7 separate regions of the Homo sapiens genome follow, and regions 1, 2, 4, 5, 6 and 7 are each linked to region 3. The links are chromatin contacts, found by Hi-C or POLR2A ChIA-PET in ENCODE. All regions are on one chromosome and are shown on one strand. Each heading gives the region's core, a stretch centred on a gene start or an enhancer-like site at or near the end of the contact. The rest is flanking DNA. Distances are from core to core; before and after follow the strand shown.

Region 1 (4,254 bases), core at 885-3,384, 290 kb before region 3:
GAACATTACTCCACCTGTATCAAACTGTCCACTGAAAATGTGAGTATTTGCTGGTTTATTATTGAAGACGTAATCCCTTGATCACAGGGGAAATCCAGCTATCTTGTTTCTGTAGATAATGCACAATCAATGATGATAATTCTCTGGTGAGTCATCTTAGTGCTGGTGGTTTTACTGTTTACTCTGGACCCGTGGTGCACCTCCTGAGAGGCTGCCAGCTATCTGCTGTGTATCTAGAAAGGCAGCATGGCGCATGAGTTAATAGTAGAGTTCTGGAGCTAGCCTGAGTTGGAGGCTACATGCTTCTAAGCTGTGTGTGAGCCACCCAACCATTTTGCTTCCGTGTCCTCTGGAGAATGGGGGTAGTGCCTGCCTCATGAAGTTGTTTGGAGGGTGAGTCCCTTTGTGTGCAGTGCTTAGAGCAGGGCCTGCACACACTGAGCATTCAGGAATTTTGTGCCGTCATTCCCTAGCCTTGAACATGAGGACATGCCTGTGAGGATTTGGCTCTTGACAAGTGTTTTTGGGAAGAGAGATCAGTGACAATATGTGGGTATTCCTATGTAAAGACTTAGCTTCCTCTGTTAAAAGCAGCATTATTTACATGAGCCTAGGCTATAAATAACAATCCTTTCTGCAATTTTCTGTTTTCAGAAAATCACTACCAAGAATGCTTTTGGTTTGCACTTGATTGATTTTATGTCAGAGATTCTTAAACAGAAAGACACCGAACCAACCAACTTTAAAGTAAGAAGGATGTCCACTTTCTCTTGCATCTGAATTAAATGATGATGATTTCTACTACTTGGCATAACACAGTTGAATGCTGCAAATACATGAGAGACTTCTCATTTAGATGTTATGTTAGTTAATTTACTTTCTTTTCCTAAACTGATGAAATACAGAGAGAATATATATTCTGTTTATTCCCTATCAGTCATAGAGGGATCTTTGTCATTGCTTCCTTGGGGCAAGTAAATATTTTGTGAAGCTTGCTGTGTTTTACCTGTTCAGAAGTTGTTTTTTGTGTATCTTTGTGAGTGCAGCTCTGATTGTTTGACTAGGTGGCTGCGGGTACTCTGGATGCCAGCACCAAGATCTATGCTGTGCGCGTGGATGCCGTCCATGCCGATGTATACAGAGTCCTTGGGGGGCTGGGCAAAGATGCACCGTCTTTGGAAGAAGTAGAAGGCCATGTTGCTGGTAGGTGGGTAGGGATCTGGATTTAAGTGGCTCTTTTTAGGGCATACCAGGTAGTTACTTGAGTAATATACTAGAAGAAGGTCACAAGAAATAAGTGATCTCATTTTATTGAAGACAGGGCATTTTTAGAACCATATATGGTCTTACGTGAGAAGATACTCAAACACTAAAATTATATTTCCTTGAAAAAGAGAAGGGCCTTATAAAAGCGTTTATATTTTATTTAGGCCAGGTTGTGTAAACATCACCAACTAAGGAACTTCTGATCTGGGAGTCTTTGGAAATGGACTTGCGTGAGAAGCCAAATCTAATAGTTTGGTTTCTCCATAAGTTGCAGATTAAATATGCCTGATGTTTTGAGAGAACTGCGTGTTTTTTGTTTGGTTGGGGTTGGAGTTTTGTTTTTTTTTTTTTTGAAACGAGGCTCACTTTGTCACCCAGGCTGGTATGCAGTGGTGTGATCTGGGCTCACGGCAGCCTCTGGCTCCCAAGTTCAAGTGATCCTCCTGCCTCACCACCCCAAGTAGCTGGGACTACAGGTGTGCATCTCCATGTCTGGCTAATTTTTGTACTGTTTTGTAGAGACGGGGTTTTGTCATGTTGGCCAGGCTGGTCTTGAACTCCTGAGCTCAAGTGATCCGTCTGCCTCAGCCTCCCAAAGCGCTAGGATTACAGGCATGAGCCACCACACCTGGCCTCACATGTTTAAATTACGACAGGTTTTGAAGAACTTGAGTTAGTAAGTTCATCACATGCTTCAAAGCAGCCCTTGCAGTACGCAATTGTATTTCTCCTTTTAGATGGAAGTGCTACTGAAATGGGAACAACCAAAAAGGCTGTAAAGCCAAAGAAGAAGCACTTACACAGAACTATTGAGCAGAACATAAACAACCTCAATGTCTCCGAAGCAGATCGGAAGTGTGAGGTGAGGAACTGTATGCGCAGTGTGGTTTCTGACTAATTCAGAACCTTAGGGGCTGAGACTTGGCAGGGCTAAGGCTGCCTTGCTGGTATGTGCCTGTTTAAGCCTCAAGGGAGTAAAATATTCAACTGATATCTCTGCATTATCATCTTTTAGCTTGACAGTAAAGACTAAAAGTAAGTCCCTCAGTGTTTCAGAATGATTCAAAAGGAAGAGACTGCAAATTGCTGAGAAATCTAATTGATAAAAAATTAATTTTATTTCCTAGTAAATGTAGCAGTGGTTATGTTAGCTAACATTTAATGTACACATAGTGAGCACCATGTGCTTCCTTAAGCCTGTAACCTGTATTAACTCATTTAATCCTCACAACATTCTTGTATCATTTTAGGAAGAGGTAACTGAGGCACAATGACTTGCCTGAAACGACACATCTAGTAAGTGAGCTAGAAGTTGAAGCTAAGTGGTCTAACTCCAGAATCCTAGCTTTAAATCATCTATCTAGCAAATCCTAAGGAATCGGCTTAAACAAATGGTACTGGAGGCCTCATCTATAATTAGCACAGTTAATTTAAAGCAAACAGGTGTTACTACAATTTTATTTTTTAATTCTGCCATTAAAAACATTGTTTCAGTGAACATTCTAATACATATTATCTTTGCACTCGTATGGGAGAATATCTGTAAGAAAATTCTGAGACATGGATTTTAAGTTGCCCTCAAAAAAAGGTACTAATTTACTCTCCCACTAGCAGTAGACTAGATTACTTTTCTCTCTTACCTCCACAACATTCATAAATGGTAATTAAGGTCACAAAACTAGAATTGGTCACCAAGGAAATGAATGTATATGGGAAAAAGACTGGGAGTTCCTTTTCCCCAATCTTAGGAGTTCAGAGAGCTGAAAAAACATCCAGTAGGTAGGAGGAAAACCAGAAGAGCGTGGTATCCAAATGAGAAAATATTTCAGGGAGTGGGGAATGATCAACCATGCCAAATGTGGCAACCTGAGGCCACTAATGAGCTTGGAGTGGGGGCCCCTCTGAAACTCAAGCTCAGACCTCCAGGGAAGGGCTTGGCTGGTGCTAGTGTCCCTGAGTTTGAGGGAGGGGATTGTGTGCCCAGGACCCAGACCCTGGAACGGGGGCATGCTGGCTGGTGCTGGTGTCTCAATAAGGCTGGTTCTGTGAGTGTGAAAATCTGCCAGTGGGGTTCAGCTGCTGCTACAGGTGGGCTCTGCTGCAGCCGGGGTGGAACACTGCTGGGTGACGCTCTCCTAACATGCAACCTGCAGAAAGGAGCAGTGCCTTCTCTCCCTTGGAGCCTGTAGTCTCCCTCTAGTGCCCCTACTTGGTAAACCCTAACAGGGAGCTGCCGGCAAAGCTGAATGTCCCAGACCCTGCATCACAGCCAAGGAGAGAGGGTAGGCTTAGAGCTGAGAGGCAGTAGCTTAGTAACTGGGACATGGTGAAGTGTCATGAGGATTACTGACAAAAGACTCTGGGGTGGGGAGAGAGATATATATAGAGAGAGTAAATGAAAACAAATATGCAAAATGCTACCCATTGGGTAATCTGAGTAGAAGCTTTACAGAGATTCGTATTACTGTTTCAACATTCTTGTGGATCTGAAATTTTTTTTATGATAAATGGGAGGAAAGGACTGAAAACACTTGAATATAGGTAGTTGTTTTGAAGAGTTTTGCTATAATTTGGAGCAGAGTACTGGGATAGCAAATGGAGGGAAAAGTAAGGCCAAGAGTTTTGATTTTGTTTTTGAATGGGAGAAATGACAGCATATTTTGTTGATGACAGCAGTCTAGTTTGGAGAAGGGATTATTGATGATGCAGCAGAAAGGAGAATTGCCAGGCTGATGTCCTTGCGCAGGTGAGAGGTAGGGAATGGACAGCACAGGTTGGGCTCGGCTGACGGGTGTTGTTTGGGTGCACTCATGGGGGAGCCTTCTGGATACTGTCTTAAAACAGGAAGCCAGGTCATCAGCTTACAGTGAGGATAGGGAAGGAAGGCACTGGGGGCGTGAGGAGGGGAAAGGGTAGGAAAGAGTCCTCTAGGAGGTGGGCGAGTACATGAACTAGGGAGATATGGTGTGACTGTTAGACAACTTAGGG
Region 2 (3,985 bases), core at 1,227-3,726, 330 kb before region 3:
TAGCACTTCGAAGATTCCAAGGATCTTAGAAGCTGTATGCCAGAAAATGAAATAAAGACCTAATATATATTTCACAATATCACACTCACCTGGTCCCCAAGAGCAGCCTGGATGAAGCTGAGTAGCACCTCATAGGTCTCCCGAGTCTCTTTAGTTTTGGGCTTGTAGATGATGCCCACCATCTCATCAATGCCCTCCGACAGCAGAGTATAACCCTTCATCTTGTTGATGTCATGCCGGTCCTCATCACGCTTTCTTCGCCTAATGGACATGCAATGTGATATTGAATGGCAGAACCTTTCGTCCCCAAGGGAAGACTGGATCAAGCCCACCCTCCTCTCCTCAGCTTCATGGCAAGAAGTTAATATCTGAAAACAGGTATCTGAGCCTCAGCAAATGATTCCGTTTGGCCTTAATCACTTGCAGGAGTATTTCTTTATGGGACACAGTGACAAAAAGAAAAATTCCCTATCATCTTCTCACTAGATGCACTAAACATTACAATGAGATGTTTCTCATTTAAAAAATACAACCCTTTGGCCAGGTGCAGTGGTTCACGCCTGTAATCCCAACATTTTGGGAGGCCAAGGCAGGCGGATCACCTGAGGTCAGGAGTTCAAGACCAACCTGGCCAACATGGAGAAACCCTGTATCTACTAAATATACAAAAATTAGCCGGGCACAGTGGCGAGCGCCTGTAATCCCAGCTACTCAGGAGGCTGAGGCAGGAGAATCGCTTGAACCCGGGAGGTGGAGGTTGCCGTGAGAGAGATCACGCCACTGCACTCCAGCCTGGGTGACAGAGTGAGATTCCGTCTCAAAAAAAAAAAAAAAAAAAGTACAACCCTTCATACATTGTATGAGACTATTATATAATAGGATTTTGACTAGTTTTTCACCTCTCCAATGCATTTTCCCTTTCTAGCTAGAGAACCAAGCTCTAACAGAATCTACTGCCGTTGACTATCAACAAAGTATAACAAAACTGGAAAAGAAGATATAGCACAAAGTGGAGATAATGTATTAACTCATTTCAAACATAACTACTTTAATCAAACTAAGCCTAGGAATTTTGGAAACTTCATCATAGGAAAGGGAGCAAGACACCAAGATATTCAGGATCAAAAGATAATGATGAGGTAAAGGTAAGTTTTTGAAACATATCCCCAAGAAATCTTAAAAAAAAAAAATAAAGGAAAAAAATGCAAACTAAGAAAGAAACCTGTCTTTCATACTATGGATGCTTAAATTAGTTTGTTACAACAAAATAGGTAGAACGTGGACAAGAGTAAATGGAAAAAGTAGGGGTAGGAAGTTAGTAATGGGAAAAAAGGAAAACGAATTACTGGGACATAGGAATAGCAAGGGTCTTGAAAATACCCTGAAGAAAATTAAGATCTGTCTATGGACCAGAAACACACATGTAAGAAAAAGGTACCAACAAGTTATTTTCCACTTGAGATGCACTTGTTAAGGCCAAAAAATCTTTAAACTCTCCTGGTCTGTTTTTACCTTCACTGAATTGTTTTAATGCCACTGATCTTACACCAAGCATTCCAGCAAAAATGCTGCTCGAATGTTAAAGGGAAGAGACTTTGGATCTGAAGGAAAAAATAGTATCCCCTTGGCACTCACTTGGCTCTTCTTTCCTCCTGCATCTGCGGTTTGGTCCGTTGAGCCTTGTCTCCCATACGGGTGCCCTCCAGCTTCCCAACAAGGGACAGCACCTCTCCTGTGGGTTCATCCCGGCGGGTCCGGTCAATGAGAGAACGGTCAGCTTGGAGCACAAGATTCGAGTTCTGAAAAGATCAAAACATTATTGAAGCTTTGACATGAGCAGGGCCAATTCCTACTATCATAGTTACCCCAGCTGATGGAAAAAATCGTAGTAACTAGTTGCTTATCATCACTAATCGTAATAAAAATATATTTTCCTTAAGAATTGCATAGTATAACGCTGTGCAGAAGCGTACAGCTGAATAAGTCTTATGCGCTGTCGAATCAGCTAAACAATTCTTGTTCCTAACAGCGCCCATCATAACCCACACCTGTGAAAAGTAGTGAGTGGGTTGGGAGTGACGTGTGGAAGGGGGAGGGCTTAGCGTTGAAGGTACTCGAGAAACTCCTCCTAGAGAGATCTTAGCGCTCCCCAGACCCCAGTAGGTTATTCACGTCATCGTATAACCCCCACCTTCACCCCGATTCCATTTCCCCTTCGTTTTCGTGGCTCTCCTGTAGGCCTTCAGACTGAAACTCCCTTTTTCAGCCTCCCCCTCCCCATTGGACTCCTGAGCCTGGAATCCTTCCCCAAGACCAAACGCACCGCCTTGTACTCGTATTGCAGACTACGGGCGGTTACATCCGCCATGGCCGCGGCTGCTCGGAGGCTTCAGACCACCACGCCTCCCTACCGCAAGCTGCAAACGGCCGCAGATCTCTGCTCCCGCCGCGCCGGAACGACGCAGGAAAGACGCACTGGGGAAGGAAAAGAAACGGGTTCCCTTCCGCTTCCGGGTCGCGCCCCAGAAGTGCGGGGCGGGGCGTGTCTGGGGCGTGTCCCTGCCGTGTGCGCGCGGCTTTCCGCACCCTTCTGAGCGGGATATGTGGGCCTGGTGCGTCTGGGTCCCCGAATCCCTAGACCCCCGCACTCTGGTTCTGGCCGCCCGCTGGCACTAAGGACCCAGGGCCCGTGCTCTCCCCGACCTCAGTCTCCAGCCCCCGGCACCCCTCACATCATAACGAATGCACGGCTGCTTAGCCCCTGTCCTGTCCCAAGACCTTTCCTTCCGGTTCCTTCCTCTTTGGCAACAGTCCCATGAGGTAGGCAGGAAAAGAGGGGCCGAAAACCCCATTTCCGTTTGAGGTAACTAAAGTACCCAGCGAGCAAGGTGACTTGCGCGTGTGTCTGTGTTTGTGTGTTTTAATGATTGGCGCCTTGCTTTGGGTTTCTCTTCTGTGTTCAACAATTGAAAAAGAAAGCTACTATCCCCCACCAATCCCACCTAAACCTGTGCCCCCAAGACCCTCGTTTTCACCCAGCTGAACGAACAGGGCCGGGGCCCCCATTTGCTCCCACTTGTCGGTAACATTCTATGGTAGGGCCCTCCCTGCCGCCCAGGGAAACCGGTGAAGGCAGGGCCAAATCCTTGGTGACTATGACTTAATTTCTTCCCCAGCTACAAAGTCTTCTCTGTCCCACATTCCCCACCACTTCTCGCCAGTAGAATGGCGCCTTATGGCTGAAGGTGACCTCCCTCCTCACTTAGAGCATGTTTGCTTTTGAGAAGATGAATGAACAGGAGGATGGGTGTTAAGCCAAAGGAATTCATCCTCAATAGCAGTCCCCTAGACCAGATTTGTTCTGTAGTGGTATCGTGTTTGGCTCACTGTTGGCTCCTTCTTTAAAAATTGGGATAATTTCATGCAAACTCTGGCTCTCCCCCATCAGTTGAGATACTAGAAAATCAGCCACATGACACCCACACTGCTGCATGGCATGACCTGCTGCTGGTCAGCAGCTGCCAAGGTCAGAGAATAGGCAAGTCCTTCCCACTGCTCCTGTTTTCTCATGCCTGCCCATCTCCTTATTTTTACTTGCCCAGCCCCTGTAGGCATGGAGTTTGCTGCTTTGGTGGGTGTTTGTTTTTTTTTTAATAACTCGTCTTCCCAAGGGACAGTCGAGTCCTCATGGCTCTGCTCCTCAGTGGCTGTGTGACTTTGAAGTAGCTAGCTACCTGGCCTCTCGGTGAGCACCATTTTCCTCATCCTTAAAATTGAGGCAATTGGCTGGACACGCTGGCTCACGCCTGTAATCCCAGCACTCTGGGAGGCCAAGGCAGGCGGATCACTTGAGGTCAGGAGTTTGAGACCAGCCTGGCCCACATGGTGAAACCCTGTCACTACTAAAAATACAAAAATTAGCCAGGCGTGGTAGTGGGTGCCTGTAATCCCAGCTACTCAGGAGGCTGAGGCAGGAGAATCACTT
Region 3 (3,648 bases), core at 565-3,064:
AAAGCAAAATGCATTACTATAAAAAGGCTATTGTTGCCACTGTCAAGCAACCCAGAGCACTGGACTAATGTGATAAAAGAGTCGTATCCTGTGGGTAATCTTTTAAAATCAACTTTTCAGTCTTTTTCTTCACCAGTTAAATAACCCTCTACGATTTTCCCCTTTCCACACGTCCTACTATCTAAGTGGAATAGGTTGTCTGCTTTTCATTTGCACGTCTTGCTTTCCTAACTCTTGTTAGCTGTCTCACAGAGATAGCCACATTCAAGCCTGCTATCCTTATGCTGCTTAAGAGATGCCTGAATTTAACATCCAAATGCCTCATACAATCTCCCCCAGTCAATCCTGAGAAAATCCTCTCTAAATTCCCATCTGATCACTGCCCAGTGAGGTTACCAGCAGCCCTTAGAAGCCCCAACTCACATGGTACTTTCGTGCTGCCGCCGGGGAGTGACAAAGAGCATGCGGGTGGGGCGGGCACTACTGGCATCTGGGTGGGCACTCCAAGGCTTGGCATAGCTATGATCCAGAAAAACCAGGTCCAGCTCCCGTTCATGCACTGAAAGCTGGAAGAGCAGCGAGGTGCCCATGCGTCGAGCTGAAGTCTGGAAGTCCCTCTCCCCACCCCGGTGGGCCATGTCAGTGGAGGGGCAGAAAGTCAGAGCATGGGTATCTGCATGCTAGTCACCTGCAGTGAAAAGTTTCAGTTTAGGTCAATTCCAATATCCTAAATTTCTCCCAATCTACACCATCTAACATGCTTACTTTTGTAACCTACTATCATTCCTATTGAGTATCCATTTCACGGCAGACCTCTGGTGGGGACGGTTCGTGGAATCCCACACCAACACCAAAAAAAAAGAAAAAAAAAACTATGGTGCCACGAGTTGTCCCATACTCAACCTCTAGCGAACTGAAATTACCTAACGGGAGAGCTCACCGACCCCAAGGTTCAGAAAGACCTCGCGTGGACAGACAGTAAACTTGCTTGGCCAGCACCACTTCCTAGGTGGGCAGGAAGGGTTTTGACAAACAGGAAATCACAAATATGAATTCGTTGAAAGCTAAGGATCTCTGTTGCTTCACACCATCCTCTAACGACAATGCGAAGGGAGCCGGGGCCGCAGCTAGAGCGTGGGCACCCCTAAAGGGCAGGGCAACGCCGGCCTCAAAAAAGCGAATCCCAGCTAGGGCTCCACTTCTTCAAGCCTCTCGTATTGTGCGAAACAAAAGTTCTGTTAAGTACTTCGTAATATTCCAGAGTTGTTTACATAAAAATGAAAACTGCCCCCCCAACAAAGCCTGTGACAAAATGATCCCCGTGGAAGCCCTTTCACCCTCACCCCCAGTGAGGCGTCCCTAGCAAACCGCCCAGGACCCCGGCTGCCCCGCAGGCGTTCCCGCCACTGAGCCTCCACACGGCCCATCTAGGAGACAGGGCTATGACTCGCATTTTACAGACGAAGTCGCCAGCTCGGGGAACTGAAGCGATTTGGCCAAGGTCATCCAGAGTTCGCGACGAGGAGGAGCCGCCTGGCCCCCGCCTCCCGCCTCCCGCTCCCTGGGGCAGGGCTCGGCGTCCGCGTCACGGAGGCCCAGACGCGGCCCCTGCCAGCCCGCCCCCGGCCCGACCCGCCCCGCCCGACCAGCACCGGCAGCCGGCCCTAGCCCGGGCCCCCGCATGCCCCGGGAGCCCTGAAGCCCTCGCCGAGACCCCCGGCCGTCCCAACCACGGCCGCGATCCCCACGGCCCGCCACTCCCCTCGAAGCCAACGCTGCTCTCACCCGCGGTCTTACGGCCGCGCGCTCGGCCACGGCCGGATCCCTAAGCGCGTGCGCGTTAACGCCTCCACGCCCCGGCGCTGCGGGCACCGAGTAAAACGCGGAAGCGGGTTACGGCCTGGGAAGGGAGAGGCGGTGAGCGGCAAAGCCCGGAACGGATGAAGCTCCGGCGCCTCTGTCCGGAAGAGGAGAGCCAAGAACACGCGAGCATGTCCGAAGCAGAAAGTCAACAACTAGGCTGGAGTTTCCCCCTCGCGCATATTCAGTAGGGAAAGCGAGGGCGGAGGACTAGGCTGGCTTCTACGGCCCCAGTTCTCGCCACCCCCACCGTGTTGGTCCTTTGTGCCCTCTGGGCGGTCGAGCACCCAACGGTCCACCTCCACCAGGGCAGCCACCTGAATTTACTCATTAAGAATTTACCTAATGTGGCTCACGCCTGTAATCCCAGCGCTTTGGGAGGCCTAGGCGGGAGGACCTCTTGAGCTCAGGAGTTTGAGATGAGCCTGGCCAATATGATGAGACCCCCGTATCTACAAAAAATTTTAGAAATTAGGTGTGTGTGATAGTGGTGTATGCCTGTAGTCCCAGCTACCCGGGAGGCTGAGGTGGGAGGATCACTTGAGTCTGGGAGGTCCAGGCTGCAATGAGCCATGGTTGCACCACTGCACTCCAGCCTGGACGACGGAGTGAGACTACGTCTCAAAAAAAAAAAAAAAGAATTTTGTTACTGACCCTAGATTGTTTTGTGTGGTTAACTTTCCTATGTGTTTTGTGTAGAGAGAGTAGATCCTCAAAATCAGGGACATTAACCTTTGTATCCTCCAGAGAACATACACCCAGAACATAGGTAATTGTTCAAATGTTGACTGATCAATAATTGGTTATTTGGTTGACTGACTGACAACATGACATCAAGAGACATGAGACAAGACAGCAAGAGACATGGTTCAAGATGATAAATCTCACCCGGGATCTGTGGCTCATGCCTATAATCCCAGTACTTTGGGAGGCCAAGGTGGGAAGATTGCTTGAGCCCAAGAGTTCAAGACTAGCCTGCACAAAACAGTGAGACTTCGTTTCTATTTAAAAAAAGAAATGGCCGGGTGCGGTGGCTCACGCCTGTAATCCCAGCACTTTGGGAGGCTGAGGAGGGTGGATCACGAGTTCAGGAGTACAAAACCAGCCTGGCCAACATAGCGAAATCCTGTCTCTACTAAAAATACAAAAATTAGCCAGGTGTGGTGGCGCATGCCTGTAATCCCGGCTACTCGGGAGGCTGAGGTGGGAGAATCTCTCAAACTCAGGAGGCAGAGGTTGCGGTGAGCCAAAATCGCGCCATTGCACTCCAGCCTGGGCGACACAGCAAGACTCTGTCTCAAAAAAAAAAAAAAGATAGGTACAGACATGCAAACACTCGAAACATTCAGAAAGCCACTCAAAGCTGTGTTCCACAAAGATGAGAGGGTAAACTGAGAAGACGGAAGGCATAGGATCGGGGAAGCAGGGTCTAACACAAGAAGCAGACGAGGAATTCTGAAGGTGATGGCAAAGAGTATCCCAGGACAATAGCTATGCTGCAGGACTGGGGACCACTAGTCTCAGCTGGGGGAGAAGAGAAGACCAGGAGGGAGAGCCCCGGGGAAAACAATAAAACTGGGAAAATGCCTCATAGATTTGAAAAAATCAAGGAATGCTATTTAAAAGTGCTGTTTAGAAATATGGAGCTTAAGGCCATAGAAATTATCACAAATAGAGCAGCCCCTGCCCCACCTCTCCCTACCCTTAACTTTGTCTCCTGGGCGCTTGTTTGGGGCCAGGGTTCTGCTATTTCTCTACTTATATTCCCATTCCCACTAAAAACAGATT
Region 4 (4,141 bases), core at 1,453-3,952, 310 kb after region 3:
CCGAGGCCAAGCAGTTCCTGGAATAATCCGCCCCACATGATGGCTCTGATTTACAGCTGGGGTCCAGGCTCCAACTGGCAGGAATGGGACCAGCTGGAACTTGTGACCCACCTGTCCCCAGACAGGGACGATTCTGGGTGGGGACCAAGGCCAGGACGGCATCCTTATGCCTGGCATTCAGATCACAGCGGTTGGCTCCTGTCCCTGCTGGCTTCTCACTGCCTCTCTCTGTGCAAAGGTGTCAAGCCCTGGGCAAAATGTATGTTCCCCTATGGCAAAACGCTCTAGCAGCAACCAGGAGGGAAAAAACAGCACAGCCAGAGCAGCCGTTCCAGGTTTTCCCAGCCAAGCTACAACTGCACACAGGAAGCACACGCTCAAACGCCCAAGCACCCTCGGCTCCAAATTCACGAGGGATCCAAACCAGGCACTGCAGGATTGCCGTGGGCCCTGAACGGCCCTCCCGCTGCGTATGGGATGAGGGACCTGTGATCGCTGGTGAAGAAATTAGCTTTGTTGCATAGGAAGCACTTGTTGAGGGGCTTGGACCGATTCACTGAGAGGTTAGACCGTAAGTCCACTGGGTACACCAGGTCCCTCAGGAAAGCCACGTGAGGGCACAGGCAGCACCCAGAGACACACACCTTCGGGGGAAGCAGAGGCTCCCAGCGCTCGCCGCTCTGGGAGACCACAGGCGAACCCCCTGCACCTCCCTGGCCTTGGCATTCTTAGCACCATTGTGGGGATCGATGCCCAATCAGCTCTCCTCCCTCCTCCCAGCCTGAGCCCAGCCAAGCAGCACCTAAGGCAAGAAGAGGTGAAGTGCCCACCCCTCAGCCTGTGGGCCTGCCGGGCCACCAGACTGCAGCGCTCCCGCCACCTAGTGGCAGGCCTGCGGTCCTCACCTGGAACAGCCACTGGAGCAGGGATACCGGGCAGTCAGGCATGTGCAGGTAGAGGATGTTCAGGAGGCCACTGCGCAGGAAGGAGAGCTGTTGGGCTGGCGGGGAGCTGGGAGGCAGAGGGCTGAGGTTAGGGGAGGCCTCTGTGCCAGCACACTTGTCTCGGTGACACCGCGGGAGGCTGTCACTACCCAGCTTCACTGGCTGTTGGGAAGCATATCTGTAACGCTAGAGACAAATGTGCTTTTCAAGCCCTCAGTGCATGATCTGTCAGAAGGAAAAGAACCCAGGCTAGCATCAGAATCACCTGCTCTTCTTGAATGTTGCGTGAACACACCTCATGGTGTTTAAAACACATGGCGGGTGGCTGGAGGCAGTGGCTCACGCCTGTAATCCCAGCACTTTGGGAGGCAAAGGCGGGTAGATCACGAGGTCAGGAGTTCAAGACCAGCCTGGCCAACATGGTGAAACGCTGTCTCTACTAAAAATACAAAAATTAGCCAGGCATGGTGGCATGTACCTGTAATCCCAGCTACTCGGGAAGCTGAGGCAGGAGAATTGCTTGAACCCGGGAGGTGGAAGTTGCAGTGAGCCAAGATCATGCCACTGCACTCCAGCCTGGGCAACAGGGCAACACTCCGTCTCAAACAAACAAAAAAACATGGTGGGGCAGTGCAGTCTGCCCTTTCCATTTGACCACAGGGGAAAGTGGAATATTTGCCAAGGGTGTGGAAAGGTGAGGAGTGAGGCCAGGAGTGGGTGTCTTAGCCTCGGGTTCCTCCAGCTGCAAGGGGCGGGCACGATTACCCCCACGAGGCCAGCGTCTCGCGATCTGGTTACACAGGGCGTTTCTGCTCTGCCTTATGTTTTTCAGATACAAAGGGGACACCTGAGAAGACCGGAAAATAACAGAAAGGGGCCCGGGATGAAGACATTCTGGGAAGGAAATACCAAACAAGAGTTCCATAGAGGATTCTTCAGAAACCATGTGAGCTGCAAGTGTCCCAGATTCCAGGGATGGGGGCGTGCTCAGACCAGCCACGCGGCTGTGGCTGTGACCGTGTGCCCATTCACACCACCCCCTCGGGCCTCTTCCTCCTAACAGGAGCTCTCAAAATCGGCGCTGGTGTGGAGATGAGCCCTGCCTTGGGGACCACTGACCCGGTAGATCACCTTGACCTACAAGATTCCAGATCTTTGCAAAATGAGTTGTTGAAATGTTTCATATGGTTGTAGGGCCTCTGGTAGAAGGTGCTTCAGAAGTCATTTTATAGGGGGTTGGCTGGACTTTGTCACCGTTCCTGAGCTCCTGGTCATCCCCAGAGAGCCTGGGTTTGGGGTAGGATTCTCCTACGTCCTGCGCATTTTGTGACCACCATCTTTGCTTGCTCTCTCTAGACCACGTCCCAAAGATCATTAACATGGATTCCAGGAAATGAAAACGTAAGTCACATTTGTTCTTCTTTTTAATGGCCCAAATGCATGCAAAGAACATTTCAGAAAGTACTTAACGTTGCCACCCTAGATAAAAAGTTTTTCAGTCAGCCCAACCTCCTCCTTCTGCTTCTCCTCCTTCTCCTTTAAAAAGGACATCATTTTTTAATCTGCCAGGAACAGAATGCTACAAAACAAAGATTATCCTCTGAGCCAAGCTGCTGTCTCTCTGAGAATGTCCAGGCAGTTTACAAATTGCATGTTTTTTCTCTAAGTCATTTAAGTTCAGAGGAGAAAGCAGCTTTGTTCCTGTGGTTGTGAAGTTTACCACCCTGAAATAGACCTTCGTTTGTACATACAAATACACGTGCACCCCAGGACTGCTGGCATGCTCCATTCTATCCACGTGCCCGGTCACATGGAGACTTTCAGGGACTGACCCCAGCAAGACGCATGGTTCAAGAACATGCACAGCAGCCCGAACGCAGACAATACCCATGTAAACAATGTCTGGAGGACCTTGCAAGTTGGCAGAACCCCGACAAGGGCCATGTGGTGAGGAGGCTGGCGCTTCAGGGACTCTGAGGAGACGCTGGCTCTGGCATTCTGCTGGAGGGGGCACCCCGCCAGTTTCTTAGTGGGAGAATTGATTGTACAAGGCCCTGTTGGCTCAGATCAACACATTTCTAACTGCTGCTCCAAGGGAGAGACCCCACAGTTGCAACATCTCCCTTCTGCTATGTGGGCTTTGCAGTTTCTGCCAGAGAAATGATTGATTGGCCTCTGAGTTCATTGCTGCTGAGAAAATTTTGTCTATGGGACCAGGAGCAACAGAAAGCCAGAAAGGACATAGTCCTGCTCTGCCCTGAGGTGACTGGCTTTCAAGGAATTCTGTGTTTAGGGTTAGAGGCAAGGACTCCCCTCTGCAGGCCGAGTGCATGCTCGGTGGGACGGGAGTGCTGCTTCTCCTTGGCTCAGCCACAAGCCCTTCCACGCCCTTCAGGTTATCACAGGGTGACCTCAAGCTTGGCTGCTGGGCAGGGAATGGGCCTTGTGCACAGACAATGCCTTAACTCTGGGGAAAGGAGGAGGATCCCAACAGCAGCACCTGGGCTGGGAAGCCTGGAGGAAAAGGGAAAAAGGAAAGGGGGTGGGAGGTGTGTGCAGTGAAAGCTCAAACGCCTTGGGTGACAGAATTGGCTGTTGTCAGAGTCACGTCCCCACATCAAGAACACGGATGCTGGGTCCAAGGGGGTGCCTCTGTCCACGGCCAAGCCAATGCTGAGGTCCGAAGTTATCCTGAGAATGTTGGAGGGCCCTGGAGGGAGAGACAGAGGGACAGAGCCTCCATCGGCAGCAGATACCATGCAGGCCTGGCTGAGTGGGAAGCCCCCAGCTGTCAGACCTGAGGATCCCATGAAGGGAGGTTCCCATCGGAGTCCTCAGCTGTGACTAGAGATGAGGAGGGAGCTGCTAATCCCCAGCCATGACAGCAATGACAGTGGGCAGGTGTCTGCCTCCACCCTCGCCGCCCACTGGAGCAGAAGGAAGCGAGGGAAGGACATCAGCTACAACGGGGAAACCCGCAAAACCAGTGACAGGAAATGGGGGCAGCTGGGCTCAGCACACGGGCCTTCCTAAGCAGAGCTCTGACCAGCTTCATCTTGGAATTTCTGTTCCTTATCACACCCAAGGGAAGATTCTTCCCGCCTCAACCTCCTCATTTATTTTATGGGCAGCAGTCCCAGAGGGCAAGGTCTCTAAATGCCTTTAGAATCCCAAGTGATGGCCGAAGGATAAACACC
Region 5 (3,721 bases), core at 1,027-3,526, 400 kb before region 3:
CCATCTCAAAGTCAGCCTCCAGGGAGCCCGCCCTGAAACAGATTCTGTCATGGAACTCAACAGAGTATCCTGGTGCGGATAACCAGTGTTGGGAGTTAGAGCACGGACTCTCTCCACCTGCACGGTGCTGGAGCTCTGCACACCCCCTCTGCAGCCATCCCTCGCCGCTGTCCCTTAGCTGACGCCCTTGCCCTCTGTGTGTCCTTCCTCATGGCCTGCAGGTTTCAGATCCCAAGCTACAGATCATGTCTTCTAGTCTGGGCTCTGGCAGAGAGTTCGGAAGCACTCTTATTATCTTAGCAGCAGCATGTGTGGAAATCATTTCTCATTACAGCGGAGGGCAGGCATTGTGCAGAGGGTTAAGTGGGCCTGCTTGAAGTTGGTTGTTGTTAGCTCTCATGTCTATGCCTTGGTCCCTTTCCCCTCAGGACTTGGAGAGCAAGCTGTTTGAGTCTGATGCAACCCCTGGGCTTTGACTATCATGCCAAAAGGCAGCAAATAAGTGCCTTTTCTTCCCTTCAGAATACATGGACAATCCAAAGCTCTATTAGTCTATTATTCAGAATGAAAAGTGTTTACAATATTCGTCCTCTTACTCCTCAGTATGTGAGACTGTTCCTCGTAGCAGGTAATTTCTTCCGAATTCAAAAACTCCTCATGGAAGCATCTGTTTTTGTCATCAAGGAGGGGGCTGTATGTGGAATTGCAAGGCCAAAGACATCTCGGGTCAACTCTTCTCAGGACCAGATCCAAGTCGCCAGTGAGAACACACATTCAGGCAGCCTCCACCAGCGCCCTGCCTCAGGAGCGAGGCTCCCTGCTTCATGTGGGCAAGAGCTGCCCTTGTTTTCCCAGCGGGCAGTTGGGGGTCTGGAGCCTAGGAAGCAAAGTGAAGCACACACTCCTGCTTCCTTCCTTCCCTGCAGTTGGTGAGTATCTGGCTCAGTTTAGGTTAATATCATCTCTTCAGCCTGGCCCAGTTTACCACTATGGGAAGGAGCCCAGCAGCAGGGGCTGCCAGACCTGGAAATAGATCTGCTCATTGCAGTGTGGCAGGTGCAGAGAAACAGAGCCAGCTATAGCTGGAAGAGAATCTTAGGGCACAGAGATGCACCAACATGTATGAACAAGTCGAGACCCAAGTACCAAGCTGTAGAGTTACTGCACCATAGCAACCCAGGCCAGCAGGCAAGGCAAGAGGGCAGTTATTACAGAGAGCCATGGGGCAAGAGTGGAGCCACCTTGACAGTGGGGGTGACCAGAAGCCACATCTAGGAGTGTTGGCCCAGAGTCTCTGCATTTCCTCCTGCTCAGGACCTTAAGAGAGGCCCATCTTAAATGCCACTGTCTCCATGAGCTTTTGGAAACCTTACCAGTTTCCTCCCCTGTTCAGGGAGTTCCACTAGGGTAACATTCCTGCCTTCTCTCCACCCCTCTATTACTTTGCCCCAGGGAAAATAAAAGATGACTGCTTGGATAGGTAGGTGGGGAGGGGAAACTGGTCCTGTGTAGGCCAGTGGGCCCCTCCATCACCTTGGGGGTGAGCTGCATGCAGGGTATAAAATCCCACTGCTCTCGCTGAGGGGGCTGCACTCCTGCAGGACTAAAGGAGGCTTTCTCTGGTTGAGGGCTACCATGGCTGGGCGGGTGAGCCTGCCTCCTAGTGGGATTTGCATTAGCAGCTCACTTAGTTCACAGGTCTAAAGCTGTGTCCTCCAGCCCAGCCCTCTAGCAGTAATTAAGAGGATATTTTGGTTCCTGTTGCCACTCCTTTGTTTTATTTCTCAGGGCCCTCAAAGACACCCCAGAATAGATTTCCTGTCCCCTTTAATCTTGCCCTTCTTTGAGTCCCCATTGCATTTTATGGTATATTTCTAGCATGACCTTTCATTCTTTCAGTAATTACCTCCTTATTTCCTTCACCCCTGCATTTAAAAAAAAATTTTATAGATGAGGTCTCACTCTGTCACCCAGGCTGGAGTGCAGTGGTGCAATCATAGCTCGCTGCAGCCTTAAACTCCTGGGCTCAAGCAGTCTTCCTGCCTCTGCCTCCCAAGTAGCTGGGACCACAGGTGCACATGACCATGCCCAGCTAACTTTTTTTTTCTTTTTTGTAGAGACGGGAGTCTTACTTTGTTGCCCAGGCTGGTCTCAAACTCCTGGCTTCAAGCAATCCTTCCACTTTGGCCTTCCAAAGTGCTGGGATTACAGGCATGAGCCACCATGCCCAGCCTCCTTCTCTTACTAGCTGAGAACTAAGAGAAGACACTCTGGAGACAGAGGAGGAAACAGTGACGATGCCACATGATGAATACATAATGGAGGGTGAAGACAAGGCTCCGTCAGGGGCACCAAGGAGGGAAACCCAGTTCTGTGGGGAAGGTATGGGGCAGCTTCACAAGCCCAGTGTCTGCTCCCTTTGTGGGAGACGTGTTGTTTCAGCATCCATTCCCCCTTCTTTTAGGAAAAGTGCTTGAATTTCCTTTTCATGGAACCACCCACCTCCCTCTCATCCATGCATTCTATTCCCAGTATCAGGGGTAGACAAGTGACTTCAGGCTTGGCCAATTAGGGTTCTGACTCTTGGTCAAATCAGAGTGAATCCTGAGTCATTTGTAAACTCCAAGGAAAGGGCTTGCTTTGTTTTCTGTTGAATGCAGTGCTCTGAGATAGCCGGAAATGAAACTGCTCTCTTGCCACACTGAAGGCTAGAGAAGGGCCTGGCCAGGAAATGATGCCAGTGATCAGGGGTGGAGCTGGAAGAGGGGGAGTGAGGAGGCCCAGACATCTTGGGAGCCCCAAATTCACCTCAGGATTTAACTTCTCCGCTGCTCAGCCAATAAATTCCTTTCTTCCATGACTAATTTGAGTTGAGTTTTTAGTTTTTGCAACTAAAACAGCACTGACTAATACACCCTTAGGTAAGATTAGAGCAAGAATTTCCAATATCTGTGTTCTTCATCCTGAAATTTGGTGAGGATATCTAAGGTTCTTTTGTCTTTTAAAAGAATTCTGTTGCAATGGAAAGTATCAATCCATATTTTTCCATTTCTCCAAAATGTTTTAGTGTATATCTATGGGGCACAAACTTAATCTCTGTAGGCCCTCTGCCATAGTTGCTCTGTGCCACTTGATAAGGGGCTGGTATCTAGAATATATAAAAACTCTTAAAACTCAGCCGGGCATGGTGGCTCATGCCTATAATCCCAGCTCTTTGGGAGGCCGAGGCAGGCGGATCACCTGAGGTCAGGAGTTTGAGACCAGCCTGGCCAACACGGTGAAACTCTATCTCTCTAAAAATACAAAAATTAGGCGGGCGTAGTGGCTCACTCAAGACTGAGGCAGAAGAACCACTTGAACCCAGGAGTTGGAGGTTTCAGTGAGCCCAGATGGCTCCACGGCACTCCATCCTGTGCAACAGAGTGGCACAGGATGGCAAAAACAAACAAAAGCTCTTAAAACTCAACAATAAAAGACAACCCACTTTAGAAATGAGAAAAGGGCCAAGTGTGGTGGTAATCCCAGCACTTTGGGAAGTTGAGGTGTGTAGATTGCTTGAGCCCAGGAGTTTGAGAGCAGCCTGGGCAACATGGCAAAACCACATCTCTACAAAATACAGAAAAGAAAAAAAAAAAATCAGTCAGGTGTGGTGTTGCACACCTGTAGTCCCAGCAACCTGGAGGCTGAAGTGTGAGGATTGCTTAAACCTAAGGAGATAGAG
Region 6 (3,914 bases), core at 971-3,470, 470 kb after region 3:
TTCTCACTGGTGCCTGGATGCCCTGTGTGCTCCTGTCATGCACACAACACAGCATAGTAAAATGCCTGGTGTATGTGTTTGTCTTTTCAATACTCTGAGCTCTGCTCATTGGCAAATCTCAGGACATAGCACAAGATGTGGCCCCTAAACGTTAACTGAATGAACGAATGGAATCACTGGTATCTCTTTAGCTTGAAGAATAGAAAGCCCTTGTAGGACAAAGACGATTGGGAGAAATGTGAAGTCTGGCGTGGACTCTGTCAGAAGACAGAACTGAACCAATGGATGGACTTAGAAGAGAGAGACTTCGGTTTCACATCAGGAATGATATCATAGTCAGAACTCACCACACACATAATAGGTTAGATGAGGGAGGAGGGAGTCCTTCATTGCAGGAGTTTTAAAGGTAAATACAAGAAATGGGAGGCACTTGGCCTGGCGCGGTGGCTCAGGTCTGTTAATCCCAGCACTTTGGGAGGCCGAGGCCAGTGGATCACAAGGTCAGGAGTCGAGACCAGCCTGGTCAAGATGGTGAAACCCTGTTTCTACTAAAATAGAAAAATTAGCCGGGTGCGGTGGTGGGCACCTGTCATCCCAGCTAATTGGGAGGCTGAGGCAGAAGAATCACTTGAACCTGGGAGGCAGAGGTTGCAGCGAGCCAAGTTTGAGCCACTGAACTCTAGCCTGGGCGACAGAGCAAGACTCCGTCTAAAAAAAAAAAAAAAAAGAAAGAAATGGGAGGCACTGAGTTTCTGGCTCAGTTTGCTGATGCCAGAAATACAGAGATGACTGATCAGTAAAATCCACTAAAAAGTGTGTGACAGGTTTCTTTTTCCTTATATTTTTCTTTTTTAAATACAAAAGTAATACCAGCCCACTGAAAATTTGAAAAGTATATGGCATTAAAAAGAGAAAAATAACATCTGATAATCCAACAAGATAAACCCTCTAAAATTTTTCTCTTTTTAAATGAATATAGTTAAGCTTGAAATAGAATTTTAAATTTATCTTGATGTTTTACTCAACAACGTAGAAGCATCTTTTATGTCATTATTTTAAGTCACAAGCACTTTTAGTGATGATGATTAAAAGAACCATTTGTTTTTTCCTTACTGTTCCCTGTTTTTAGATTTTTGGCTAGTGTCTAATTTTTCCCTGTTATAAATAATGCTGAGATGAACAGAATATGTAGATTTCTAATAATTTGCAAATGAACAGCATATGAAAAACATGAGCAAAAATTTTGCAGTTATAATTACTCAACACGTTTTAAATAAATTACTTTTATTTTGAGCGTTCATTCTTAAATATGTTATAGGAAGTAAGTAAGAAGCATTCCTTACTCCTTAGAATTTTGTTTATAAATTAGTGATGAATTGGAAAGGGTAGCTTGCCCCTGGAATTCTCTGATAAGCACAGGTGATGAGGAAAATGGAAAAATCCAAGAATTCCTTTGTCTTTCCTTAATAGTCAGCTTTAAGTGCAGTGCAGGCGTGCCCTCTAGCGGCCAAATAAAAAATAAAGAAATACGGGAAACCTTCAGCATTGTAACAATCGCACGTCCCCATCTAGTGGCTAACGTGTGTAAATGCAGCTTTTCTAATCACAATAGCGAATGTTACTTGATTTATATTTGTCTCATGAGGTGAAGAACTGGGAGGAATCTTAGAGATCACGTATTTCAACTTCCTCACGGAGTGGCATGCAGGCAGCAGCCTTGGGAACCCCGATTGCCCCTCCTCACACCTGCCCATCACAGGACTCGGGCGACAGGGTGGTGAAGTCAGGCTGTGGCCCCAGCGGCGCCACGAGGCCGAAAACAGGCGCTCAGCCTCATCCCCGTGGCTGCAGAGTGCCAAGCGTCAGGTCCTGCGCTCTGGGCGCGGGTCAGGAGCAGCTGGCAAGGGCAGCGCAGCCTGTGGGGCCCTTGGGCGCGGCCGGCCGCAGCTCCGGGAAGCCACGTCAGCCCACGGGCGCTGCAGCTGCAGCCGCCACCAGCACATGGAGCAGGGGTCCCCGAGGATTGGGAATCCCCGACCAGGCCTGCGCCTCCAGCCGCGCGGACCCCGGGGCCAGCCTGGCCGCGGCAAGTCAGGCAGTCTGCGGCAGGAGCGCCGGGCATGGGCTTCCGCCGGGGGTGCAGGAGGCGCGCACCCTCCGGCCGGATGGGGGCGCACTCAGGGCCCAGGAGGCCATCCCACGGGAGCCCCGCCAGCCCCCGCCGGAGCCCGAGCTGCAGTGCCGCCTACAAGTGGTGCGCTGGCTGCAGCTGTGGCAACCCCGGATCCCGTCCTCCCGCCTCGCACCCATCAGCGCGGACCCCGGGGGCGACGCAGTGGCGAAGTGGGGCTGTGGGCCCAGCGGTGGCACCAGGCGGAGAAGCACCACTCAACCCCATCCCTGGGCTGCAGAGGGCCCAGCGCGGGGGACTCCGAGCGTCGGGAGCCTGTGGAAGAGAAGAGCGCGCGGGCGACAGTTAAACAGGCCCTGGGGCAGGGCGCGCCTCGCGCTCCAGGGAGCCCCGCCCTCCCGCGGCACCTCCGCAGCAACCGCCGCCTGCACTGGGCGCGCGAGAGCTGCTAGGGCGGTTTCTCTGCCTCGGGCCTGTTGGGCAGGGCCGGCTAAGGTGCGCGTGCTCGCTGGTTCTAACCCTTCTGTTGGGCGTTTCTGCTGAGAGGCGGGAGGCGCTGAGAGTCTGTGCGGAGGTCCGTGGACAGACTGCTTTGCTCGTTGTTGCTCTTCGGAGGCGGCGATCCCCGAAGGCGAGCTGAAATACGGCTGCAGGCTACAATTTGCAGCCGACGATTATGGAAGACGGCAAGCGGGAGAGGTGGCCCACCCTCATGGAGCGCTTGTGCTCGGATGGCTTCGCATTTCCCCAATACCCCATTAAACCGTATCATCTGAAGAGGATCCACAGAGCTGTCTTACATGGTAATCTAGAGAAACTGAAGTACCTTCTGCTCACGTATTATGACGCCAATAAGAGAGACAGGAAGGAAAGGTAATGGGGGCCGGGAGCCGGGGCTGCGGGAGGAGGCCTGTGGATGTGGAGAAGTACCCCTTTCCAGGCTGAGGGCTGCGGGGCGGATGGTCCGGGGCTCGGGGTTTGGACGGGGGCTAGGGGGTGCCCGGCTGGGGTGGGAGTGAGTGGAGCGGGGCCTGGGGAGTGGCGGTATATGGGGTGGCGGGGTGTGGAGTGAGTTGGGGGATGGGAGTGGGGAGTAGGGGGTGCATGGGGTGGGGGCGTGAATGGGCTGAGGTGGACGGAATGAAGGCTTGGGGGGTAGGGGCGTGGACGGTGTGGGGTGGGGAGATGGGGTGAGGGTTCAATGGGATAGAGGACTGGAGGTGGGGGTGAGGGGTGGGGGTGAATGGGGTGGGGGAAAGGGGTGCAGAGGTGAGGGGGGCGAGTCCTGTCACCAAAGGGGCTGGACTTTCTTTCCTGGCAGGCTCAGCCGCACCTGGGATGTGGAAACCTTGGCGGGGGCGAGCACCCAGGTCATTTTCACAAGCAGCAAAACAAAAACAAAACTTCAGCTGGTTTCCAATCACTCACCATGCTGCTTCTTTATAAATCATTTTAAAGTGATTTCACTAATAAAATTCAGCATGTACAGCGTTTTATTTTTAACGTGCACATTTTAAAGCATAATGTTACATACATTATGGAAAGGTGCATAATGAGAGAAATCATTTCCATAATATATCAACTTCCTGGCTAAAAATTCTTTGGATAAAAATCCAATATTTATTTGATATCAATGGACACCTATGTCAATTTGGTTTTCACTGAGGGACCTTAGAGGGAAACTTTGAAGTGGGAAGATGGTCTGTGTTCTTGAATAGAAAGACACATTTTTCTAAAGTTCTGAGCTCTTTCTGTGTTTATAAATTTTACATAATCCAAATAA
Region 7 (4,162 bases), core at 93-2,592, 430 kb before region 3:
TCCTGCTAGGAAAAGTATTCCCAGTTCTTAAGATAGACTTGCATTTACCCACAATTCATAGTGTGGCACAAATAGCTGCCTGGCATCTGGGTGTTACACCTCCCACACAGGCCATGGTATAAACTTTATTGGGGTATTTCCATTTTTAACCTAACAAAAAATGTGGAATAACAGGTTGTTTCCCTGTGGAGGAAATATCAAGAATAAACAGGCGAGTGTGGAATCTGCGGAGGGAGGGGATTGTCTCTGGTTCCCGAAATCACGGCAAAGTACTTTCTGTGCAGGGAGGGCACAGTTTAAGAATATCTGTTGCAAAGAAAATACAGACACAAGGTAAACCAAAAACCAAAGCAAAGTTTCCCCATGACATTACCTGGAAACTACAGTCTCAGAACTACAGATTAACAAACGTAATCAATGGTACTGGGCTTTTCACAGTTTTGATGACGACAGCATGACTTCAGAGTCTAATGGGACACTATTCCCAAAGTTCTAGTTAACGTCGCAAAAATCTGACCTAATTCTTACAGGTTCAAATGTCTGGGCTGCTGGTTTGTGTAACCTGGACAAAATCGCTTCCAGGCTCTCAATTTTGCCACGAGTCACGATGACAGAGGGCTCTCCTGGCTTTTCTCACAGGCCTGAGTCCCATCTGGATTGAAGTCATTTTGCAAATAGCAGCCCACCACCCTTAGGCCAAATTTAAAATTTGTTTTGAATTTGCACCTTTCTGGTTGTGTTAAAGATTACAGATTACATGAACAAGGGCCTCCATGCCTTCGCTATCTAATTGATTTCTACAGTGTTGTTTCTTTACTGTCTTGCTCGCCCCACTCAAAGTCTCCCTCCTACACACCAGCCTACACACTTTCAGTTCTATTTTATAACCCGACAAATGCAAATTGACACACAGAGACAAATAACAACGCGGTTTGCTGAAGCAGGTTCAATCGACTGTATTGCCAATTAAAAGACCACCGGGTAAACAAGGGCCAACGACCACAGGGCAGGCCCCAGGGTTCACAAGCCCCCCCACCCCACGGCCCAGAAAGAGCTCGCCGCAGCGCCCACCTCTGCAACTCCTCCTCCTGGATCCTCTCCTCGTCCCAAACGAAGACGCCGGCTAACGCCGCCATCAAGGCAGAGGCATGGCCAGGACGGCCGTGCAGCCGGCGCCAGAGGCGGCCGAGGAGAACGCGGCGTGAGCTCTCGGAGTAGAGGCGGCCGTAGAGCTGCGCGATCTGCTGCGCGCGCCGCACGCGCAGGCCCGTGACGAAGCGGCACTGATTGGCCAGAAGCGCCAGCAGGCCCCCGCCCCGCGTCCCCGCCAGCCAGGCGGCCAGCAGCCTCCGCGGGAGCATGCCGCCTCCCGCAGGGCCCGCCGCGAGCTTCCGGGGCCCAAGGAACCAGTCCGGAGGGGCGCAGGCGGTGGTCGCAGCGTCCCCCTAAATGGCCGGCCACGAACCCGTCTCACGGTCCCGCGGCCAGGAGCCGCCGCTCATCTGTCTCTGCAGCCACCGCTGAGGAAGAGTCTCCTCTGAGGGGAGAGTCGGTCATGGCAGCAGACGCCGGGATGGCTCCGCGACTGCTACACCAGGCACTCCTGGGCCCGGGCAGCAGACCAGTCAGCCCTGTGGCTCCTCGGCGACCTCCAGCGGGCGCCCGGGGCCGGGATGCAGGGCGCGCGGACAGAAACGAGACAGACAGCTCAGGCCCAGCAGCACGCAAGCTCCCGCGCCTTCCGCGACTGCCACACGCGCGGCGCGCGCGCACCCTACTTTTTCTCCGCCACCTGGGCCGTGATTGGGCGCGACCTGGGCTCCTGGGTGCTCATTGGCGCCGTGAAGTGCTCGTCACCGCCCCCTCCTGCCCCTTCATGCATGCGCGGAGGCCGCCTGCTAGCAAGGTAGGTGGCTCGGCGGCGAGAGCCGTCAAGGGCGCATTGGAGAGTGACCCTCGGACCCGGCTGCCGCCGTCGCCGCCATCTTCCGGCCGTCCCAGCCCCGCCCCGCGGAGAAACCTGGCCAGGTTCCTGTTAGAATCCTGCCAGGTGTTAACTTGTTTTAAGAGGCCGGCACGCTGGCCCCCTTCTTTATTAGAGTGCAGGGTGGGGGCGGGGCTCCGCATGTCTCTGCGGGGGCTGGGGGCTCCCAGTGATAACCGCCATTGCAGAATTAAAACTGAGACAGTGAAAGAGATCTGACCTAACCAATTCCATCTTGCTTCTGTCCTTGTTCATTCCTGAGCTTAGGTGAACTAATTTTGGGAGGAACTTAGTTTATAGTTTAAAATAAAGAGGATAACAGCCCTTTCCCAAAACAAATCTTCTTATCTGGGAACTAGACTGCCTTTGTAGGACTAATAAGTTAGCCATAAGATTGGAAATTATGGTTTAGGAGTCATGCAGCTGGAGGCTACGATATTGTGATCCCCCTAAACTGCTCTTAAGATCAGTGCTTGAGATATTTTGCTGACCCCGCACTGGTTGGATCCTGGCACCACCCAGATGGATAAACTGGCTCATCTGACCTTGTGGCCCCCACCCAGGAACCAACTCAGTGCAAGAGGACAGCTTCAATTCCCTATTATTTCATCTCGACCCAACCAGTCAACACTCTGGACTCACTGGCCTTCCCCCACCCACCAAATTATCCTTAAACACTCTGATCCCGGAATGCTAAGGGAGACTGATTGAGTAATGTTGAAACAAACTCCAGTCTCATAGTGGGCTCTGCGTGAATTACTCTTTATTGCAGTTCCCCTGTCTTGATAAATCGGCTCTGTCTAGGCAGTGGGCAAGGTGAACCCATTGTACGGTTACAAATTTGGGGGTTCGTCTGGGATACCCCTTGTGGCTACCTGTCCATGGTTCGGTAGCCCCACCTCTGGTGACAGATCCAGAGGCCAGCCTAAGCGGCCACATAGTTCTCTTGGACTAGGGGCTAACTCTGGCACCGTCTCTGCCAGTGGGGCACTGCTAGCCCAATATGCATGGACTTAATCGCAATGGAGAAATAGTCCTGGGGAGACATCCCATAACTGTAGCCCTGTCACAGGGTATCTGTAGCTCCATAGCGGGGCGCTGTAGCCAGGTCATGGAGTGTCTGTAGCTATAGCCCCATCATGGGGTGGCAGGTTGCTGAGTATCCTAGGTGCTGCCAGTGCCTCCTTCCTTCTCCGGACTGATTCTGTAGCCACATGGTGGGTGTCTGTAGCTCCACCATGGGGTGTCTGTCTCAGTTTGGCTCCTGGGGCATCCCAGTTGGCTGTCCCTAACTAGGAAGAGTCTTGGTTCGGGAGACTTCTCAATCAGGAATATTTCAGGGAGATTTGTCAGATGGAGAATAGGAGGATAGTTTGGAAGGGGTACTCTTGGAGTTCTTGGTTAGGGACCTTAATTTGGAAGGCCTTCTGTCTGTCTTGTCTTCGTGTGTGTGTTTGTATATATGGAGGGGATCTCTGAAGGAATTGCTGATGAAAATCCAGCAGGCCTAACTTGGAGAACACTCCTTATTTATCTAGTCACATTCAGTGAGCCCTGAAAGAAGTTTAACAGGCCTGATTCAGGGTGACTGCTCAGAGACCACCCATTGAATTCACGATTCAATGACCCACCGTGCCTGGCCTTAAAAGGATTTTTTCTTAGAAAAAAGAGCTCTAGGCCGGGCATGGTGGCTCACACTTTTAATCCCAGCACTTTGGGAGGCCAAGGCGGGCGGATCACGAGGTCAGAAGATCCAGACCATCCTGGCTAACACGGTGAAACCTCGTCTCTACTAAAAATACAAAAAATTAGCCGGGCGTGGTAGTGGGCACCTGTAATCCTAGCTACTCGGGAGGCTGAGGCAGGAGAATGGCGTGAACCCGGGAGGTGGAGCTTGCAGCAGTGAGCCGAGATCGCGCCACTACACTCCACCCTGGGCGACAGAGCGAGACTCCGTCTCAAAAAAAAAAAAAACAAAGTTGACTTATAGAGCCAATAAGCCAAAAAATTGACTTATAGAGCCCCTTGGGAAATCTGGCCTCATACTATGTCAACACAGTCCCTGTACGAGGTTCCTGACCTGTGGTAAGTAAAGAATGTCACTTTCTAACAGGCTCAGGAGACCTAAGTTATCTTGACACCTCAAGAGGAGAGGAATTTACCCAACTCATAGGTATT

Evidence for each region. A loop is a pair of places that touch in the nucleus more often than their neighbours do. ChIA-PET counts read pairs that join two places held with the same protein, here RNA polymerase II (POLR2A). Pooled maps may share reads with other maps.
Region 1: a pooled map shows a loop between it and region 3 (3-fold over the local background). The contact joins the enhancer-like site here to the promoter of KANSL3 in region 3. A Hi-C loop is called at or near these places in 1 of 168 maps with a recorded cell type or tissue (CD4-positive, alpha-beta T cell), 2 of 37 single-sample maps with no recorded cell type and 9 of 50 pooled maps. POLR2A ChIA-PET finds 5 or more read pairs at or near these places in 5 of 52 experiments (GM10248, GM12878, OCI-LY7 and 2 more).
Region 2: a loop to region 3 is called in a map of CD8-positive, alpha-beta T cell, with 4 times the contacts of the local background. The contact joins the promoter of SNRNP200 here to the promoter of KANSL3 in region 3. A Hi-C loop is called at or near these places in 2 of 168 maps with a recorded cell type or tissue (CD8-positive, alpha-beta T cell and naive thymus-derived CD4-positive, alpha-beta T cell) and 8 of 50 pooled maps.
Region 4: a map of prostate gland shows a loop between it and region 3 (5-fold over the local background). The contact joins the enhancer-like site here to the promoter of KANSL3 in region 3. A Hi-C loop is called at or near these places in 15 of 168 maps with a recorded cell type or tissue (CD4-positive, alpha-beta T cell, CD8-positive, alpha-beta T cell, dorsolateral prefrontal cortex and 9 more), 12 of 37 single-sample maps with no recorded cell type and 29 of 50 pooled maps. POLR2A ChIA-PET finds 5 or more read pairs at or near these places in 4 of 52 experiments (CD4-positive, alpha-beta T cell, CD4-positive, alpha-beta memory T cell, activated CD4-positive, alpha-beta memory T cell and 1 more).
Region 5: a loop to region 3 is called in a pooled map, with 3 times the contacts of the local background. The contact joins the enhancer-like site here to the promoter of KANSL3 in region 3. A Hi-C loop is called at or near these places in 1 of 168 maps with a recorded cell type or tissue (gastrocnemius medialis) and 1 of 50 pooled maps. POLR2A ChIA-PET finds 5 or more read pairs at or near these places in 1 of 52 experiments (OCI-LY7).
Region 6: a loop to region 3 is called in a map of dorsolateral prefrontal cortex, with 10 times the contacts of the local background. The contact joins the promoter of ANKRD36 here to the promoter of KANSL3 in region 3. A Hi-C loop is called at or near these places in 4 of 168 maps with a recorded cell type or tissue (CD4-positive, alpha-beta memory T cell, CD8-positive, alpha-beta T cell, dorsolateral prefrontal cortex and 1 more), 5 of 37 single-sample maps with no recorded cell type and 15 of 50 pooled maps.
Region 7: a map of CD8-positive, alpha-beta T cell shows a loop between it and region 3 (23-fold over the local background). The contact joins the promoter of STARD7-AS1 here to the promoter of KANSL3 in region 3. A Hi-C loop is called at or near these places in 2 of 168 maps with a recorded cell type or tissue (CD8-positive, alpha-beta T cell and naive thymus-derived CD4-positive, alpha-beta T cell), 4 of 37 single-sample maps with no recorded cell type and 19 of 50 pooled maps. POLR2A ChIA-PET finds 5 or more read pairs at or near these places in 2 of 52 experiments (CD4-positive, alpha-beta T cell and activated B cell).

Annotation. Positions count from the first base shown.
Region 1 is chr2:96,342,102-96,346,355 of GRCh38, forward strand. NCAPH (non-SMC condensin I complex subunit H) reads left to right here. Exons shown (of 18, transcript NM_015341.5): 3 at 1-39; 4 at 655-747; 5 at 1,065-1,203; 6 at 2,004-2,128. Among named protein-coding and RNA genes, the nearest start is that of NCAPH, 8.5 kb to the left of the region's middle. Within about 2 kb of position 2,135, at least 4 of the 41 ENCODE cell types and tissues checked have a DNase peak (open chromatin) inside an H3K27ac peak, as active enhancers do; they include CD4-positive, alpha-beta T cell, where a contact is called at or near this core.
Region 2 is chr2:96,303,070-96,307,054 of GRCh38, forward strand. SNRNP200 (small nuclear ribonucleoprotein U5 subunit 200) reads right to left here and starts at 2,477. Exons shown (of 45, transcript NM_014014.5): 1 at 2,324-2,477; 2 at 1,636-1,799; 3 at 90-261. The coding sequence starts at 2,368. RefSeq lists enhancers at 2,342-2,636, 2,886-2,965, 3,558-3,985.
Region 3 is chr2:96,636,498-96,640,145 of GRCh38, forward strand. KANSL3 (KAT8 regulatory NSL complex subunit 3) reads right to left here and starts at 1,815. Exons shown (of 21, transcript NM_001115016.3): 1 at 1,786-1,815; 2 at 424-688. The coding sequence starts at 638. RefSeq lists a silencer at 1,535-1,744.
Region 4 is chr2:96,950,474-96,954,614 of GRCh38, forward strand. It overlaps FAM178B (family with sequence similarity 178 member B), which reads right to left. Exons shown (of 17, transcript NM_001122646.3): 7 at 906-1,011. Among named protein-coding and RNA genes, the nearest start is that of FAM178B, 34 kb to the right of the region's middle. RefSeq lists enhancers at 1-190, 191-830. Within about 2 kb of position 2,703, at least 12 of the 41 ENCODE cell types and tissues checked have a DNase peak (open chromatin) inside an H3K27ac peak, as active enhancers do; they include dorsolateral prefrontal cortex, heart right ventricle, prostate gland and 1 more, where a contact is called at or near this core.
Region 5 is chr2:96,239,760-96,243,480 of GRCh38, forward strand. It overlaps STARD7-AS1 (STARD7 antisense RNA 1), which reads left to right. Exons shown (of 4, transcript NR_046322.1): 3 at 1-929; 4 at 2,118-2,864. Among named protein-coding and RNA genes, the nearest start is that of TMEM127, 24 kb to the right of the region's middle. RefSeq lists enhancers at 2,075-2,334, 2,355-2,404. Within about 2 kb of position 2,277, at least 19 of the 41 ENCODE cell types and tissues checked have a DNase peak (open chromatin) inside an H3K27ac peak, as active enhancers do; they include OCI-LY7 and gastrocnemius medialis, where a contact is called at or near this core.
Region 6 is chr2:97,110,933-97,114,846 of GRCh38, forward strand. ANKRD36 (ankyrin repeat domain 36) reads left to right here and starts at 2,221. Exons shown (of 76, transcript NM_001354587.1): 1 at 2,221-3,004. The coding sequence starts at 2,808. RefSeq lists enhancers at 1,671-1,770, 2,731-2,960 and silencers at 2,021-2,400, 2,481-2,610.
Region 7 is chr2:96,207,074-96,211,235 of GRCh38, forward strand. STARD7-AS1 (STARD7 antisense RNA 1) reads left to right here and starts at 1,343. Exons shown (of 4, transcript NR_046322.1): 1 at 1,343-1,906. STARD7 (StAR related lipid transfer domain containing 7) reads right to left here and starts at 1,754. Exons shown (of 8, transcript NM_020151.4): 1 at 1,072-1,754. The coding sequence starts at 1,361. RefSeq lists silencers at 1,171-1,430, 1,781-2,000 and an enhancer at 1,448-2,038.